Linked DNA regions of Homo sapiens: all the other regions are linked to region 4. The links are chromatin contacts, found by Hi-C or POLR2A ChIA-PET in ENCODE. All regions are on one chromosome and are shown on one strand. Each heading gives the region's core, a stretch centred on a gene start or an enhancer-like site at or near the end of the contact. The rest is flanking DNA. Distances are from core to core; before and after follow the strand shown. Region 1 holds the start of POLD2 (DNA polymerase delta 2, accessory subunit). Region 2 holds the start of BLVRA (biliverdin reductase A). Region 3 overlaps DBNL (drebrin like). Region 4 holds the start of UBE2D4 (ubiquitin conjugating enzyme E2 D4).

Region 1 (4,469 bases), core at 96-2,595, 200 kb before region 4:
TTAATGTGTCATAACCTCAAAGCAGTTGCAAAGGCGTTTAATAATTAAAATATCACATTTTAAATTAAAATATAAGGCTGGGCGTGGTGGCTCATGCCTGTAATCCCAGCACTTTGGGAGGCTGAGGTGGGAGGATCACTTGAGCCCAGGAGTTCCACACTAGCCTGGGCACCATTGGGAGACCCTGTCTCTACACACACACGCACACACACACACACACACACAAACTTAAAGTAGCCAGGCGTGGTGCTGCGCGCCTGTTGTCCCAGCTACTCGGGAGGCTGAGGCGGGAGAATCACTGGAGCCTGGGAGTTCGAGGCTGCAGTGAGCCGAGATCGCACCACTGCACTCCAGCCTGGGCCACAGAGCAAGACGCTGCCTCAAACAAACAAACAAAAACAAAAATTAAAATATTAAGTAATAATTAACGAGTGTTAATATCCACTCGTTGTGGAGACAAGACCTGGACTTAGGAAACAGGCCCAGGGAAGTAGCAGAACAGTAGCGCTAGAGGACGCCTGGGAGAATCAGCGCGCGGCGGGAAGAGCCCGGGAAGCTTAGTGGGGAAGCGTCTCTTGATGGGGTGAGGAATTCTATAAATTAGTGGAGATGGAAAAAAAAAAAAAAAAGTATTCCCAAAGTGGGAGACAGCACTCAGAAAGACGTGGTGGTAAGAACGAGTATGAGTAACGGGGACAACGAGGACACTGGAGATTGGGGAGTGTTGGGCTGGAAGCTGGTGTGCAGCTGTGGGCAAGCTAGGGAGGACCCCGAAACCGCCAATGCGTTTCCCGGACGCAGACGCTGGCAGGACGGGAGGAACCCCGAGACCCCGCGCCATCCCTTCAGGAAGAGTTACTTCTCCCCGGCCAAGTTAGTGGGCCTTGGGCCTTCTTTCTGTTGGGATCCTCCTCGCGTGTCGCCATCGCTACAAGTGGGCAGCTCTGCGGGGAAAGCTGGGACGCTGGGGGCTTCACCAAGGAGGCTGGCGGCCGACCACTGGGAGGTCTGGCGGGGTGACGACCACTGGGAGGTTTGGGCAGGGCCTGACGGGGTGACGCGGTCAGCCCACTGGAGGCCGACACCCCCCGTCAGCCCAACCCCTGCACGCGCGGCCGCCAACCAAAGACCCGCGGCGCCGGCCTGCGAGCCCCCGCCCCGCGTTGCCCAGGAAACCGAGGGTGTGGCTCCGCGTTCTCTGGGCGTCCCAGGGACTGGGCGCACAGTGGTCGGCGGGATGAGGCGCCTGGTGACGGACGGGGCGAGGAGGGCAGCGATTGGTGAGATTAGGCGATGGGCGGGGAAGCCGCGCGGGGATTAGCGAGTTGCGGCGATGGGCGGGGCAGGCGCGCGGGGATTGGCGGGATGCGGCGCGCCGCGCGGTGAGTGGGGTCCAGGGAAACGGGGTCAGCTGGGGGTGGCAGTTCCAGGCCGCGAGGCCGGGCTCCTGGGTCGGTGGGCTGGTGTCTTGGCGGACGTCCCGCAGCTGCCGCGTGGATCCGAGCCGGGGCACCCGCCGTGACTGGGACAGCCCCCAGGGCGCTCTCGGCCCCATCCCGAGTAGCGCGGCCTGGCTGCTGCCGCCATCAAGCACGTTCGAGCCAAAAGCTCCTAACGAGTCACTCGTTAGACACGTGTGCGGAGCCTGTGTCCCAGGCCAGTGCTGTCCCGTGGAGATAGATTGCAAGCCGCTAGGGAATTTTTTAACTTTCTAGTAGGTGTACGAAAAAAGTAAAACGAAACAAATCAATTGGAGTAAATCCATAAATATATTCAAACTATTATTTCAATTGTATGTGAAAAAATTATTGGGATATTCTTTGTACTATTCTTAGAAATCCATTGTGTGTCCAACCCAAACATCACAGTTGGACTCACCACATCTCCTGTACTTCGTAGCCCTAGGTGGCTAGTGGCATAAGACACAAAAATCTCAGCTCTCCTGGAGCTTATGGTCTAGTTGGAGCAGGCAGACAATACATTTAAAATATACAGTTTGTTAGAAGGTAAATGTTGTAAACAACAATAACAGTTGAAGTACTGGGGAGAGTTGCAGTTGTAAATCAGATGGGCAGGGCACAAGGTAACATTTGAGTAAAGATGTAAGAACTTGAAGGAGATGGGCAAGTGAGCTCTATAAGTATACGGGAGAGGGGCAAGCAAGAGTTCAGAGGCCCCTTGCTGTGGGGAGGGATCCAAGGTGGAGGAGTGGGAACCAGGAGGGGAGAGGACCAGTGGAGCAGATCTCATAGGCAGTTGTAAGGACTTGGGGCCTTATTCAATGAAATGAGGACACTTTGGAGAGTTTTGAACAGAGCAGTGACTGATTTATGTTTTGGTTTTGGTTTAGTTCTATTATTATTTAATAATAGGCTTATTATTTCACAGAAGTTTTATTTAATAAGGCAGACCTCTTGTCTGGAAATGAGACAGGTGCCGGAGAGCTGGATGGAGGCAGATCGGGAATTCCATTTGGGGCAAACTGAACTTGATTGAGACCCTGGTAGTTGTCCAGATGGAACAGGACACCTGAGTCTAGGGTTCGGGAAGAACTCCAGATGGGACAAACACTCCTAGCTTTCCTTTTCTCTTTTTGGATGACCGCTACAGGGTGAGACATCGGTATCCAGGCACGATAAATTTCCAAGTGGACACAATGTCTGGTGTCAACTACAGCTGTTCTCCTTCTTTTCCCAGTATCCTTTGGGTGCAGTGAGACACCAGGAGAGCTGCTGCTTTGGGGGATGGACAGGGGCAGCAGGAATGCCTTTGTGTTTTCGCAGTGAACCTCCTTGGCCTGGGCGAAGCTGTGTGGACCAAGCAAGTCAGGAGTGTGGCCATGTTTTCTGAGCAGGCTGCCCAGAGGGCCCACACTCTACTGTCCCCACCATCAGCCAACAATGCCACCTTTGCCCGGGTGCCAGTGGCAACCTACACCAACTCCTCACAACCCTTCCGGCTAGGAGAGCGCAGCTTTAGCCGGCAGTATGCCCACATTTATGCCACCCGCCTCATCCAAATGAGACCCTTCCTGGAGAACCGGGCCCAGCAGCACTGGGGTAAGTGAGAGTTTGGGAAGGTGCTTCCCCCACAGCATCCCTGAACTTAGAAGTGTTCTGCAAGAGAATGGGAACAGTTTATCTAATTGATCCCACTTCCTGTTACCTTGGGAAAATTAACCTCTTTTTCCCTCAGTTTCTTCTTAAGATAGTAACAAGGATTAAATTAAGTAATTTGTGGGTTTGGAGTTAGTTTTAGTTCAGAGGCTGGTTGGAGATGAGGACTTAGTTCTGGCGGTGATGGCGATTACTTCACTGGCAGAGGAAAATGGTTTTCCTATCTTCAGTGCAGATTATTCAGGTATTTGCCTGTGCTGTAGCCAGAGAGCCCCTCAGTGTGGCAAGCCTGGCGCCAGGCACCAGGAGCCAAGACTGGTGAGGATGCACTCTCTGGTCTCGAGGGGACCCCCTCTGTTCACTCATGTCTGTTTGCCTCTCCTCCTGGCCCCCATATTTGCTGGCCATGAATTTTCCTGTCCCTTGGGCCCTCTGTCTTTCCTAATAAAGTGGCCTGCCCAACACAACCCTTGTTCTTTGCCCCCATTTCTTCCCTGGTGATCTCTCCTGCAGTTGGATTACTCTTGGTGGTGAAGCAGGGACCCCCATCTCCCCCTTTGAGTTTATTTGAGTTTTAGGTGCTGCTGCATTCCCCCATTCCTACCACTTACATAAGAGTGGCTTTCCAGGTAATTTTCAAATCCATCTCCTATTATATTTTTAAACTGAGGATTTAGTAGGTGAGACCAGGTCTTACTCATTTTTACTGTCCTTGGCACCAGGCAAAATGGATCTCAGCCCTAGTTGCACATTGGAATCCCCTGGGGAGCTTTGAGAAGCCCATCTCATCCCATGCCAAGCCAAGATCAATTCTCGTTATAGGCAGGCAGGAGAACCCTGGGCCTAGAAATCTAGCTAGAACCTCAAATTCATTAGGGATATGTATTAGTCCATTTTCACATTGCTATAAAAAACTACCTGAGATAGGGTAATTTATAAAGAAAAGAGGTTTAATTGACTCACAGTTCCTCATGGCTGGGGAGGCCTCAGGAAACTTAACAATCATGGCAGAAGGTGAAGGGAAAGCAAGGCTCTTTTACATGATAGCAGGAGAGAGAGAGCAAGGGGAACTGCCAACCATTTTTAAACCATCAGATCGCATGATGGCTTGATCTCACTCACCATCACAAGAACAGCATGGGGGAAATCCACCCCCACAATCCAGTCACCTCCCACCAGGTCCCTCCGTCAACACCGTGTGGATTATAATTCCAGATGAGATGTGGGTGGGGACACAGAGCCAAATCATATCAGGATGTTTTCTGTTTTGTTTACCTGAGACAAAGTGCTGTTCACCTCTCCTCTCCCACATAATCAGGGGCTCCCTCCTGCGGCTCCGGTAGCTTTTCCTCA
Region 2 (4,675 bases), core at 873-3,372, 170 kb after region 4:
GTGAGACTCCATCTCAAAAAAAAAAAAAAAAGACTCAAGAGGACATTGTCAGGAACTAAGCTCCCCTGTCACAAAGGCACTATATTCAGTGTTTTTTTTTTTAAATACACAAAAAGGTATACACTGTCCATTAATGGAAAGTTTCACTATTTGATTAAAGCTTAATTTGAAGCTGAGTAATGCAATGTCTTTTTCAAATTCCAAAATACATGGCTATCAACTTATTTCTAAAATCTTAAATATATGATTTACCACAAAAAACAAATGGCCCAACCTGTTACTACTGATAAATATATGATCATGTCATCAGAGTCCTGGATACGCCAAAGAGAATCAGAAATGAAAATGCGCGCAGCTCCTGCACAGTGGGATTCCCTGTCAGCCCACGGTTCTGATGGAGTGTCGCCTCTACATAGAAGTCAGTGCAATTTTGAGTATTTTACCAGATTTTCAGTTCTAGAAAAAATGACTGGGAGTAATAAGCAGTGTAGATCAAAAACTAAATACAATTATAACAAAGATGAAAATTAATAGATGTGGCCCAAAGTGGCAAATCTTTGACTTTAATCACATGCTAACTGGATAGGCAGGGGGTACAAAGAATAAAAAAGTAAAGATCGGCCGGGCGCGGTGACTCATGCCACGCCTGTTATAATCCCAGCACTTTGGGAGGCCGAGGCGGGTGGATCACCTGAGGTCAGAAGAATTGCTTGAACCCAGCAGGTGGAAGTTGCAGTGAGCCGAGATCGCGCCACTGTACTCCAGCCTGGTGACAGGGCGAGGCTCTGTCTCAAAAAAAAAAAAAAAAAAAAATTACATATGAAATGTGGGAAAACACACTGAGAATTATTCCTAAAAAAGTTGAAGTATAATTAGAGACCCTATTGTAATTTTTAGCTCTCTGGCTACAGAATTTCCCTTCTGATACTTTGTCTAACATTTGACTTGTTTTTCTGGAATGCATCCCGTTAAGGGAAGGATGAGCATATTTATCAATACAATCTTTTAGGAAATAATTAGGAATATACCAATACCTTTATTTCCATAATTTTAATATCTTCTTGGGAATCGTACTATAGAAATTACATTAATGATGGAAAAACTTTCAGCACAGTATTGCTTCCTTTGTAGGTGGTGATGATGACAGCTAACATTTACTGAATCCTTCCCATGCTGAAAACCCTATTGTAAGCTATTTATGTTCGCTAAGTCACTTATTCTTCAGGGCTATCCTACTAAGTAAGCATTATGATTACCCCCACTTTTACAGGTGAGAAAATCGAGGCAACAAGAGGTTGGTTAACGTGCCCAAGATCAGATCGCACAGCGGTATAATAGGATGGAAAACTCCTATCACATAATGAACGTTAAGTGAAAAAAATTAGTATCCAAAACTGTAAGTCTGATGTCTCATTCTTTTTATAATTTAAGTAGTTTATAAATACCCTCATTATTAGCCATATTTCTGAGCACTTCATATGTAGAGTGCACTTTACAGAACACTGTCATGTAACCCTCACACCGTCTACGAAATAAGTGATAGTTTCCAGTTTCCAAAAACGAAAGCGGGGCTAGGAGAGGCCAAGTGCCTCGCGTGGCGCCTCAGGATTCGCCCCAGCGGAGCAGACCCCAGGGCATCCCAGGCGGGTCCCGGCCGAGCTAGCGGCCCTGCGGTGGCTACGCCCGGGCCCAGCCGCTCGCGCTCCTGGAGCCGCCGGACTACGCGGCACGCGGACGCCGAGCCTGCCCTCTTGGGTCTACATAAAAACCGAAACTACGGGCAGTCTTAACCGAAATGGAGACTTAATTTTTTAGACTGTCTTTTGTGTAGTTGAGAAAGCCCCTTGCCGGGACCCGCGCTGCTGGGCCTCCGACCGCGTCCTCACTCCGGGCCCGGGCGGGGCGGGGCGGGGCAGGCGGCGCCCAGGCTGCGTCCCGGCTCTGGCGGCCGCGGGCCCGGGCCTCCTGCGGGCCTGGGGCTTCGAGCTCAGGCCCTAGCGCTCTATGGAAGCCGCGCGCGACCCCCGCTCCCCTGCGCGCGACCCCCGTTCCCCGCGCGCGCCTCACCTGACGCGGGCACCGCTCTCCGTGCAGCCTCCGGGCGCCACCGGCTTTGCGGACCGGGGCGGGATCCCAGCTCCGATTGGCTGCCCGGCTGGGGGGCGGGGGCCCCGAAGCGGGGTGGCGGAGACCGGGAGGGGACCGGAGGCGGTGGGGAAGGGAGTGGACGGAAGGGGAGGGAGGGTCCCGGCCTCGTGCGGTCGCGCGTGAGATCCTGGCCTCTGTGCCCTGGGTCTGGCGCCTGGGGCCGTAAGAACCGTCCGTGCGCCTGCCCTGTTCTCTGCACCCAGCTTGGTGGCGAGGGGTGGGTGGTGGGTGCCGGCCGACCGGAGGGCGTATGGAAGTGGCTGGGCCCCCTCACGGTGTGCCTGGCCCCCTCACGGTGTGCCTGGCCCCGGCGTGGGGGGGGCAGGCCCGGGGGGTGTCGCATCTCTCTTATCCGCCCCCCACTCACCACGTAGAACCCACTGGATCCCATTGGTATTTAGTGGCCCCGGGCCGACTGAACTGGCGCCGAGGCTTACCTGAGTCCTTCCTGTAAATGTGAGGAGCGGAGGGAATATTCCAGGAGGCCGGTGTCTGCGATGTCCTGCTCTTGGGTAGCTAGGAAGTAGTGAACGTGGTCTAGGGAACTGCCTGGGCTCTTATCCACCTGGGAATGGGTTTGTTGGGGATCCTGATGTGGGAGAAGCCAGGGAGCTTCTAGCCTAGTGGGGCTAGGGGAGAAAACAGGGAGAGGGGTGGATTAGGCTGAAGGAAAGAGATCTCTGATCTTAAAGGCAGCGTTCTGACGGGTAAGGTTGACTGGCATTTTCCCCAACAAAGAGTTCTAGTACCGTATTCCATGACCTGACAAGCCTGTTTAAGTGAGGTTTTGTTGAGTGCAAAGAGAGAAGGCTTGGCTTTGAATTTTTATCTCCAGGCGGGACCTGCCTCCTGAACTCCATACTCCTCTATCCAGCTGCCTCCTTAATACCTCCTCTTGGATCTCTAAAATACATTTCAATCTCAACACATCCAAATCTGTGCCCCTGATCTCTTCCCCATAGCATCACCATCTCGATGGCAACTCCATCTTCCAGTTGTCAAGGCCAGAAACCTTGCTGTTTCAGAAACCTTTCTCTCACATCCCACCTCCAGGGCCCAAAAATTCTGTTGGTTGGATCTCCCTAGCATACCCAGAGCCTGACCACTTCTTACCTCTGCCTCCATCATCTGCTACCTGGGTCATGACAGTGGTCTCTTCCCTGATATCCCTGCAGCCTGTCCCCATAAAGCAGCCAGAGTGACCTTAAAAAAAGAAAGCCAGATCAAATTCCTCCTCTGCCCAAAACCTTCCCAGTGGTTTCCCAAACTCAGAGTAAAACCCAAAGCCCTGCCTGATCTGCTCCTCTGTTACCCCTACAACCTCATCTGCTACTGCCTCCCCACTGGCTCACTCTGCTCCAGTCACTCTGGCCTCCCTGCTATTTCTTATGCAAGGCAGACAGGGCTCTGCTGCAGGGTCTTTGCACAGGCTCCTGTCTGTTTGGAATGCTCGACTACTTCTCACTCTTCCTGATATTTTCTCAAATGCTGCCTCATTGAGAACTACCCTAACCACTCCATTTGAAATTGCCACCTGCCCCACTCCTGAATGACTTATTTCTTTAGCTCCTGACTGAATTTGTTTATTTAGCTTATTGTTTGTTATCTGTCTCTTCCATCCACCCCTCCCTGCTGCTGCCCCTTGGGTCATGATATGTCCTTTCTCGGAAAAATAACTGCCACTGATGAGGTACCATATTTTCACTGGCAAGGCCTAGGACATAAGCCAAACTCTGGGGTCTGATTGTGCAGTCACTTTAAATAAACCACAAGAGAAAAGAGTGATTCCCCAAAAGGACATGCTGAGTGCTGCTGCTAGGAGAAGGGATGCTGGCTAGGCAAAACCACAGATGTTCACTTGCTGAGTCAGACCAGTACACCCAGAGGAGCTTTGGGAAAGCCTGTGAGAGGGGCCCTCCATGTCCTTGAGAGCAGAATTTAAAGATGAGACCTCTAACCCCCTCACTTTCTTGTAATGATGTGTTATGAATGCATTGATTTATTTATCTTATCCTTCTAAAGTCTAGTTTTGTATTCAGTTTCTACTTTTTTGAGTAAGAGCTTCCCATTCTACAAAGTAGTGACTCTCTTCAACCTGAAGAACTTTGTGGGAGGTTGGGGGGACAGTAAGACTGCTGTAGGCCACAAGTGACAGAAACCCCACCCAAACAGATTAACAGTTAGGAGGTGTATTAAGGCTCCAGCTCCATTTCTGTGTCATTCTCTTAGCTCTTTTTCTCCTATGTGTAACAAGATATGAAAGTATAGATTTTGATTAGGACAACAAGATATACTAATGTGAAATTCTAGGAAGAGATCTCCAAAGATGTAAGAAAGAATCAGGCGGGAGCCACCTGTAATCGCAACACTTTGGGAGGCCCAGGCAGGCAGGTCGCAGCCTGGGCAACATGGTAAGACCCCGTCTCTACTAAAAATACAAAAATTAGCCAGGTATGGTGGCATATGCCTATACTCCCAGCTACTCTGGGAGGGAGGCTGAGGCATGAGAATCACTTGAACCCGGGAG
Region 3 (4,258 bases), core at 1-2,500, 130 kb before region 4:
GGGAATCACCAGGCCATTGCTGCATTTGGGGTGACAGGCTGAGTCTGCCAAGCCGGAGGGAGCCCTGAGGCCTCATCCTCACTGGGGGTCCTATTCCTGGAAGAGTGCTGAATGTCAACTCCCAGGCCTCCTCTTCCAGCAATAAGGAAGCCATGTCTGAGAGGGGAAGGGCAAGATGTGCCCTCAGCCTCACTCAATGAGCTCCACGTAGTTGGCAGGGAACATGCCAAAATGGCCATCCGGCCCATAGCCACGCCACCAGCCTTCGTCGATCACCTCGATGCCCGTGATGAGGTTCTCGGGGTCAAAGGAGATCTCTGTGTCGTCGGCTGCAAAGAGGATGAGCCCAGATGCATATCAGGGGCTCCCTCCCACATCCCACCTGCTCGGGCAGCCCACGGCAGCCCCACACTGCTGCAGCACACCTCGCTGCAGCTCTGGTTCCTCCTCAGAAATATCCCTGCCACCCTGCTAAGCCTTGGCCAACACTGCACCCTGTCCCAATGCGGCTCCAGTGACCACACCCCCAGGGCATACCCTCCTACAGAGCATTCCCAAAAAAGGCTAGAGTAGACACCAGCCTGCTCCGTAGGGGGCCTCCACCCCATTCTCCAAGGCCTCCACCCAGGGACGCCTGGTGAACCAGCATCCAGGCCTGGCCCACCTCCCTGCTCAGAGTCCATGTTCTGTGACAAGGGTGGCAACTGGGATTCACATCAGCGGCCAGCAAATAGCTAATGAGGAACATGTAGGGAGGCCTGGGCTGTGCAGAACACTCTAGTGCCACAGTCACCCCCACTCCAGAGGTGCTTCTACCCCTAAACGCACCGCCCACCCTCCTGTCTTCTCTTCCTGATACCCCCTGGTGCCATCTTCCCATAAAACCCCAGACCCTCTTGTCTCCTAACCTCAGGACCCTGTGGTCTGTGCCAGCCAGGCCAGGGCACCTTACCTGCCTGGTAGTCGTACAGGGCACGGGCACAGAGCCCTTGCCCACTGAGCCCCTGGCCCTGAATGTGGTGGTCAATGTGCTCAGAGCCAGCACCTTGCTGCTGCACCTGCCCAGGGATGACAAAGGTGTTACCCCAGACTCAGCCCTTACACACAATCGCTGCTCTGCCCCACATGGCTCAGGTCAAGCTGGGAGTACGCAGAGGGCAAGCAGTCTACAGGCTCGGGGGCTGGGCTGCTGCTGTCCCCGCCCTACCAGAGTACAGAAGCCACAGGACAGTGCATAAATCCCTCAGCCATAGGCTGCAAGGTCCTCTTCCCACCCAGCACCTCCTATAGAGTGGGGCGTGCCCTGACAATTTATAACACAGGGCTGCTCCAAAAATGCATGTGCTTTAAAACCTGTTGCATGCCCCCAGAAAACTCAGGCGGCCCGTGATAAGTGTTCCTGAGTATGCAGCCCCTTCCTGGCCCCAGCCCCAGTGTAGGAACCCACCAGTGGGGGCTGCTCGTAGAAGGTCTCCTGCTCTGGAGGTTCCTCATACACAGCCTCCTCTTCTGCCTGCACCAGACATGGAGGAGTGCTGGGCGCCGGCTCCTCAGCAGGGAGATCTGCACCAGGGAACACAGCAGGTTCTCACTCCCACACATCCCCCTTCTCCACTGCTGTCCCCCAGGGTCCCCATGGGGTGACAAGCGCCTTGCCTGCCCTGGGCCTTGAGATGGCAGCAGCTGGCTCTCTGCCAAAGTGGGTCTCTGGTTGGGTGAGCTGCTTCTGCAGGAAGGGGCTCCTCAGCTTGCCTGCAAACCCGGGTAAATATATACATCACTTCAGAAACACCACCACACACCCACGCACCCCACAGCACCCTCCACCCTGGTGTGCTCGAGGCAGTCTCATGGGGCTTGCTCTTGCTAGTGCAGGAACAGAGGCCCCAGGGCCATGTGCTATGTGGTGACGTGGTAGACAGCGCAGCCCAATATCTTTTGGAGGCCAAACTGGTGACCAGTGTGGTCACTGATGAGGTCAATGGCCCCAGGTGTCCCTTCTCCTCACTCACTCACCCGTCACCGATATATCTGTCACTAGCCTTGGGGGAGCCCACATAGGACCCCAGGCTCCCCCTCAGCCTGCTGCTGCCTCATGGCCAGGCCCAAAGGGAGAGCTCACCAGGCTGAGGACTGGAGATGGAGGTGGTGGACATGGCCCTCTCCTTCTGCTTGAAAATCTCCCTCGGGTGCACGGCAGACTCCTGGAGGGAAGCACATGTTGACCCCTGCAGTGGGCAAAACCTTCACCACCTCTCCCCAGATCACAGCCCCTCCAGCTGTCGGCCCAGTAGCCCCTCAAAGGTGAGTGTGGGGCCAGGAGGCAAAACATGTTCTCAGGAGAGAAGTCATTTAAAAATAAAAAGTAACGTTAAAAAAGGAAGTAAAACACAGAAGCCAAGGGGCTCCCAGGGCCTCCCCCAGGACCAGGTGTGGTCCAAGCCCGACGCTTCCGCCTTTGGCTTTCCTCTCTACTGCCACCTCTTGAGGTGCCCAGATTCCAACCTGCCCCAGCTGACTGCAGGGCAGCCTCTGCCCAGGTCTGGGCTGGGCCCTCAATCCGAGATCAGGGACTTCTGCGTGTGGCCAGGACAGGTCCAAACAAGTAGAGCACCCCCATCTTACCTGCTCATTTCGGTTCCTTGAAACCACTTCTTGCTGCTGCTCCCACGTCCTGCTGGGAAGGGCCGGGTGGGGCACAGCTGAGGCACAGTCACAGCTTCTCATGCCACACCCCTTAGTCCTCCTCGCCTCCATGGGATGGAGCAGGTGCCCAGCAATGCCTCAGGGTGGGTCCCCCAGGCCAGCCTCCACCTCTGGCTCACCTCTGGGGGCTGGCCTCGCCACCCTGCTCCTGATAGCGCTGCTCCCGGCGTGCAGCCTCACGCAGCTCACGCTCCCGGCGCTCCTGCTCCAGCTGCCGCTGTGCCTCCTCGGCCCGCCGCTTTTCCTCCAGCCGACGGTTCTCCTCCTCCTTCTGCAGGGAGAGCCACTGCCCGCTCAGCCCTATGCTGCCACTTCAGCCTAATCCCCTGCCCAGGACTGAGTTTTAGGCACATGGCCAAAGACGGGCACCAGAGCCAGTCGATCATTAGCCTTGTGGCTTAACTTACCCGAGCCTCAGTGTGACCATCTGTAATGGGCACCAAGGAGAGTGGATGCTGCATGAGCTCACTTGTGAGGAAAGATGAGCCACAGCAAGCAGAACACTCCCACGTGCCCAGCATGCCCCGGGGCAGCACTCACCTCTGCTTTGGCCCAGAAGCTGTCTTTACCAACCCTTTTAATCTCAGACACGGCATTGGTCTTCTGGTACACAGAGCCCTGTAGGGGACAGCACTCATTAGAGACCTGGACCCAGGTGGAAGGCCAGGCCCACAGGCACCAAAGGAGAGAATACGCTAAACTTGCGACAGCACAGGTGAGTGCTGCTAGGACTGGACCCAGCAGAGGCAGCAGAGCACTGCCCAGTGACCCTCAAGGAGACACACACCAAGATGACCTGAAAGAAGCCCAGGACACTGCCCCAAGGGGGATGCTCAATCCCAGACAACACTAGAGGGGTCTCTGGTGGTCTCTCGCCCTCATGGATGGGGGCCAGGGCAAGAAAGGCCCCCATACCCCACCTGCAGACTCCTAGACATTGGGCAGTTCTGAGGCAGGCCTCTGACCAGGGGCACTCAGACAGCTGACTACCACAAGAGCATCCAAGGAATCACGTCCAACCACACGCATGCGGACGCAGCTCCCAGCCATCAGCTCCACACAGCACTGGGGCCACAGGCCCACAGGTATCTCCCGTGACTCCAAGGGGCCTGCTCTGGTTTCAGGCTCCGCCTTGATGCCTCCTTTAGTTCCTCCACGGTGGCTACCTCCAGGGGCAGCCCAAGATGTTCCAGTGCCATGACCTTGAGGGCAGCCAGACTATCATAGCCATGCATGCTGCAGAGCCTCCACTCTGACCACACAGGCTGGGCTCCAGAGGAAGGCTCCAGAACAGCTAGTCCAACCCCTAGGCAAGGTCAGAGGGCTATTCCTGCTCATCTGGTCAGTGGGCAATCACCACAGCTCAGGGGTTACCATCTGCAGAAACTAAGCAGGCATGGGCCCAGCCAGCCCGGGTGCTGGGAAGTGCATATTCCTGGCCCCCTGCCTCAGGCCCTGAGCAACAAAAGGGCTGGCGATGGGCAAGCAGCACTCACCACTGGGGCCTGGGGTCCCACGTCCTGGAAGCGGCCACTCTCCTTGTGAAAGCTGT
Region 4 (4,701 bases), core at 1,022-3,521:
TGTCAATTCCACTTCTGCAATGTGGTCCAGGCACTGCTCTGGCCTAGCATCCATTCCATGGTCATTAATTTGGACAAAGCCTCTACTGAACCTTCACAACAGCCTCTAGTCTCCCTCTGTCCCACTTCCGGCCACACTGCTGCCAGAAAGATCTTTTTAGAACACAGATCTCAGCATGTCATTCACCTGCTTCAAAGTCCTAGGATGACAGATGACCCCTTTCAGAGAATAACTCATCAGAATTATCTCTCTTTTGGACAGCTATTTATTTAAAAAAAAAAAAAAGAGTCATACTCTCAGAGATCCTGTAATTCCACCTCTGGCAATCAAACCCAGTAATGTGAATTAAGGAAAAGGCTCATTGTACAATGATGGTTGATCTGGTTTGGATATTTGTCCCCCCCAAATCTCATGCTGAAATGTGATCGCCAGTGTTGGAGGTGGGGCCTAGTGGGAGGTATCTGGGTCGTGGGGGCGGATTCCTCATGAATGGCTTGGTGGCCCCCCCACAATAATAAGTGAGTGCTCACTCTATTAGTTCATGTGAGATCTGGGTGTTTAAAAGAGGTGGCATCTCTCTTGCTCCCTCTCTTACCAGGTGACACGCCTGCTTCTCCTTTGCTTTCTGCCATGATTGTAAGCTTCCTGAGGCCTCACCAGAAGCAGATGCTGGCACCATGCTTCTTGTACAGCCTGCAGAACCGAGAGCCAAATAAACCTCTTTTCTTTATTAATTACCCAGCCTCAGATATTCCTTTATAGCAACACAAAACAGACTAATACACAGTTCGTAACAGCAAATACTTAGTGAAGAATTTTGAACAATAACAGCAGCTAACTCGTATTGAGTGTTTGGTATACAGCAAGCATGTGCTAAACACATTTCATAGCATTTAATTCTCAAAACAACTCTGTAAACATGTAGGACTGGGAGGCTAGGAATGATAAAGTGCCTTGCCCAAGGTCCCACTATAAGTGACCTCACATTCTCTAACCCAGGTCTGTCTGACACCCAAGTCCATACTTTTACCTACTACAGGTAATGACTAAATAAGTTACTAGTCATGTACTTGTGGAAAGTTAATGTTAAAAATTAGTTATAGGACTGGGCATGGTGTCTCACGTTGTAATCCCGCCACTTTAGGAGGCAGAGGCAAGAGGACCGCTTAAGCCCAGGAGTATGAGACCAGCCTGGGCAACATATCGAGACACTGTCTCTACAAAAAATAAACAATTGGCTGGCATGGTGGCATGTAGTCCCAGCTACCCAGGAAGCTGAGGAGGGAGGATCACTTGAACCTAGAAGGTTGAGGCTGCAGTGAGCCATGATTGTGCCACTGTACTCCAGCCTGGGCGATACTCCAGCCTGGGCGACAGAGCAAGACCTCAAAAAAAAAAAAAAAAAAAGTTATAAATACTACTTCACAACATGCTTACATTTACTATTATGTGAATAAGTGGAATACAAAATGCAGTATAATTGTTTTAAATATAGAAAAAAAACTGAAGGTAGGTATGCTAAAATGTTAACAAATAGTAAAGTGATAGAATTAGAAATACTTCTTTCTTCTACTGTTGTGCGTTTTCCAAATTCTAGTGAATGCATTAAACCCTCATGGACTCCCTCTTACCTGCAGGATAAAAACCAGTTACTTCAGCACTGCTCCTAAGGACCACCCAAGTCCACACCATCTGCCCTTCAGCTTCCCCGCTACCCTGTCAGTCCTCCAAGCCTCGTAGTCTCCCCGTTGCAGGGAAAGCCTTTTCCCCTTTTCCCCACCTGCCGAGTTCCTACTCATCCCTTAGGACCCAGCTTCTTCCTGGATACCCTTCTGGATACCCACCCAGCCCTTCTGGATACCCTACAGGGGGAACCCGCTGTCCAGAAGCCTGCAGGTGGCCCCACGGCGCCCCGCCCGCATGACGCAGCCCTCGTGGCCACGGCCCGGCCCCGCCCCGCGCTCGCGCAATCCCTTTCTCAGGCTGCGTTCGCTTTTCAGGCTGCGCGGGAGGCTGTTCTGCCTCCTTCCCAGGCAGGTGTATCCGCGACTCGCGGAGCCTCCGTCACCTTTCACTTCACGGCAGCGGCGCCCCGCCCACACCTCGACGCTTCGGACACCCAAAGAGTTGGAGGGTGGGAAAGTGCGTACCTTCTGGATCCGCTTTAGCGCCATCCTACCCCGCTGCCGGGGACCCGGGCGGCCCGGCCGGGGCTGCCTGAGGCGGCCCGCTGCCGGCTCAGCCGCCACCAAGCTGCACGCCGGGAGCCGCAGCCTGCGCTTGCGCGCGCGGGGCACTGTGGGGCCGTCGTCGCCGCGTGCCGAGCGTCCTGGCGCGGCCGAGGGGAAGCAGCGGGGCTGCCCGGGTTACGCTGGCCACCCGCACCTGGTCCTGTGGCTTCGACCACTAGTCAGCAAGGCCCCGGAGAGGCCAGCGAAGAGGAGGGGCTCGTTGGCTTTACGGAGACGCGCGGAGCACCCTCAAGGTGCCACACGCTCGCCTGCTCCCTGTTCCTACATCCTGGGCGTCTTCCCAGGCTGTCATATAACTCCTGAGAATAGTGGTTCTTAACTCTGTAAGTATATATACCCTCGTACGCCTTATGGCTGGATGCGTTACAGCCATTTCCATGTAGATGTCTGTGCATACGTTCACACGCAAAACTCTCCGCAGTTTTGGAGATCTCCGTGTTCAGTCGTACCTCACGTGATCTTGCACTGCCAACATTGAGAACCCTGGCCTTAGACTATGCATCTCCCAAACTTAATTATCTGTCTCCTTCCTATTTTCCCAAGACTTGGCAGGCGTCTAGGTCAGAGTTGTTCAAACTGAGGGTTATGAACTAGTGTGTCACGAAATCAATTTAATAGGTTGCAACCAACATTTTTTTGAAAAAAAAAAAAAAAAAGCCAGACGAGGTGGCTCACGCCTATAATCCCAGCACTTTGGGAGGCCGAGGCAGGCGGATCACTTGAGGTCAGGAGTTCGAGACCAGCCTGGCCAACATGCTGAAACTCCGTCTCTACTAAAAATACAGAAATTAGCTGGGCGTAGTGACGTATGCCTGTAATCCCAGCTACTTGAGAGGCTGAGGCACGAGAATCACTTGAACCCAGGAGGCAGAGGTTGCAGTGAGCTGAGATCACACTGTTGCACTCCAGCCTGGGTGACAGAGCGAGACTCTGTCTCAAAAATAATAAAAAATAAAAATAAAAAAACAGAATAAAATATCAGTGCATTTCACATAGTAAAGGTAAGAATTGTGGAAGTTTTGTTGGTGTGTGTATGTAGATGATATTTAATCTTCAGACTGAGACATGTTTGAGCATGAAAGTGGCTGTTAATATAATTACTCTGGGACCAACGCTGTAATCTAGAATTGTCTCCAGCCAGCCAAGACACATGGTCACCTCTATGTTTGTACTCAGTCAGCATATAAAATGTATTATAGACATTTCAATAGTTGCCCAGCTTTGTCCCTGGCTTTCACGCTCCCATTCCCCCAATCTGTCCTCCACACAACTTCATGAACTGTCTGAAATATAAAGCTTACCACACTGCATCCTTACCCAGAACTCTTCAAGGAAGCCCCGTGGCCTACAGCATCACATTCACTGTCATCCAGGGGCCTTCAAAATCCAGGATCCTCGGCCGGGCACAGTTACTCATGCCTGTAATCCCAGCACTTTGGGAGGTTGAGGTGGGTGGATCCCTTAGTCCAGGAGTTCTAGACCATCCTGGGCAACATGGTGAAACCCCGTCTCTACAAAAAATACAAAACTTAGCTGGGCATGGTGGTGTGCACCTGTAGTCCCAGCTACTTGGGAGGCTTACTTGAGCCCAGGAGATCAAAGTTGCAGTGAGTTGTGATGGCACCACTGCACTCCAGGCTGGGAGACAAAGCAAGACCCTGTCTCAAAAAAACAAAAACTCAAAGTATCCTCCAGCTTTACCTTCTCCTTCCTACCTCCAGCCCACCTGACTATCAAGTGTTTCCATCACCACAGCATCTACATTCCTTGACTAGAGCATTCACCTTCCAAAGCCAGCTCAAGCATCACCCATTGAACAGCCCAAGTCAAGCACTTCCCCTTGGTGTCAAACATTGACAACAGAAATTTTTGTTAGTCCATGGGCCATCCATCCTCCTACATTATTGACATGGCCTTCCCTCCCCATAAAACAAGTGATTCTAGATTTTATAAATGTTGATATATTTGTGTAAGAATATATAAATGGTTATTTATGTGCTAATAATGTATATGGTGGTTTTGAAGTCTCAAATCTCAAAAATATTACTTTTGGATGGTAGGTTTACTAATGTGTTAATCTCTAAAATTTCTACAGAGAATTTGCATCATTTGTATAATTCAGGAAAAAAACATATAATAGAAAATGAAAAATTCTGTTTCTATTCCCTGTTGGTAGTTTAGTGCATAGTTTTCTAAACTTTTTAGCATGCTTATATGTAATGTTTCATTTTTAACATTGAAATAATTTTAGATGTACAGAAATGTTGCAAGAATAATACACAATTGGTCAGGTGCAGTGGCTTATGCCTGTAATCGCAGCACTTTGGGAGGTCAAGGCAGGTGGATTGCTTGAGGCCAGGAGTTTGAGCTCAGCCTGGCCAACATGGTGAGACCCCATCTCTACAAAAAATACAAAATTTAGCCAGGTGTGGTGGCATGCACCTGTAGT

Evidence for each region. A loop is a pair of places that touch in the nucleus more often than their neighbours do. ChIA-PET counts read pairs that join two places held with the same protein, here RNA polymerase II (POLR2A). Pooled maps may share reads with other maps.
Region 1: a map of CD8-positive, alpha-beta T cell shows a loop between it and region 4 (14-fold over the local background). The contact joins the promoter of POLD2 here to the promoter of UBE2D4 in region 4. A Hi-C loop is called at or near these places in 3 of 168 maps with a recorded cell type or tissue (CD8-positive, alpha-beta T cell, naive thymus-derived CD4-positive, alpha-beta T cell and sigmoid colon), 1 of 37 single-sample maps with no recorded cell type and 11 of 50 pooled maps.
Region 2: a map with no recorded cell type shows a loop between it and region 4 (8-fold over the local background). The contact joins the promoter of BLVRA here to the promoter of UBE2D4 in region 4. A Hi-C loop is called at or near these places in 2 of 37 single-sample maps with no recorded cell type and 10 of 50 pooled maps. POLR2A ChIA-PET finds 5 or more read pairs at or near these places in 4 of 52 experiments (Caco-2, T-cell, WTC11 and 1 more).
Region 3: a loop to region 4 is called in a map with no recorded cell type, with 4 times the contacts of the local background. The contact joins the enhancer-like site here to the promoter of UBE2D4 in region 4. A Hi-C loop is called at or near these places in 1 of 168 maps with a recorded cell type or tissue (CD8-positive, alpha-beta T cell), 4 of 37 single-sample maps with no recorded cell type and 8 of 50 pooled maps. POLR2A ChIA-PET finds 5 or more read pairs at or near these places in 4 of 52 experiments (CD4-positive, alpha-beta T cell, GM12878, activated B cell and 1 more).

What each region holds. Positions count from the first base shown.
Region 1 is chr7:44,120,424-44,124,892 of GRCh38, reverse strand. POLD2 (DNA polymerase delta 2, accessory subunit) reads left to right here and starts at 1,345. Exons shown (of 11, transcript NM_006230.4): 1 at 1,345-1,382; 2 at 2,784-3,059. The coding sequence starts at 2,840. RefSeq lists enhancers at 680-739, 259-1,163 and a silencer at 950-1,659.
Region 2 is chr7:43,756,127-43,760,801 of GRCh38, reverse strand. BLVRA (biliverdin reductase A) reads right to left here and starts at 2,122. Exons shown (of 8, transcript NM_000712.4): 1 at 2,068-2,122. It also overlaps the pseudogene LOC107986727. RefSeq lists silencers at 1,698-2,017, 2,028-2,417 and a cis regulatory region at 3,439-4,206.
Region 3 is chr7:44,056,848-44,061,105 of GRCh38, reverse strand. DBNL (drebrin like) reads right to left here. Exons shown (of 13, transcript NM_001014436.3): 5 at 4,203-4,258; 6 at 3,247-3,324; 7 at 2,826-2,977; 8 at 2,626-2,674; 9 at 2,123-2,204; 10 at 1,657-1,752; 11 at 1,448-1,563; 12 at 953-1,058; 13 at 1-329. The coding sequence ends at 190. Among named protein-coding and RNA genes, the nearest start is that of PGAM2, 6.6 kb to the left of the region's middle. RefSeq lists enhancers at 480-1,056, 1,057-1,632, 1,576-1,735. Within about 2 kb of position 1,250, at least 6 of the 41 ENCODE cell types and tissues checked have a DNase peak (open chromatin) inside an H3K27ac peak, as active enhancers do; they include CD8-positive, alpha-beta T cell, where a contact is called at or near this core.
Region 4 is chr7:43,924,006-43,928,706 of GRCh38, reverse strand. UBE2D4 (ubiquitin conjugating enzyme E2 D4) reads right to left here and starts at 2,271. Exons shown (of 7, transcript NM_015983.4): 1 at 2,151-2,271. The coding sequence starts at 2,174. It also overlaps a transcript of URGCP not described here. RefSeq lists a silencer at 1,838-2,377.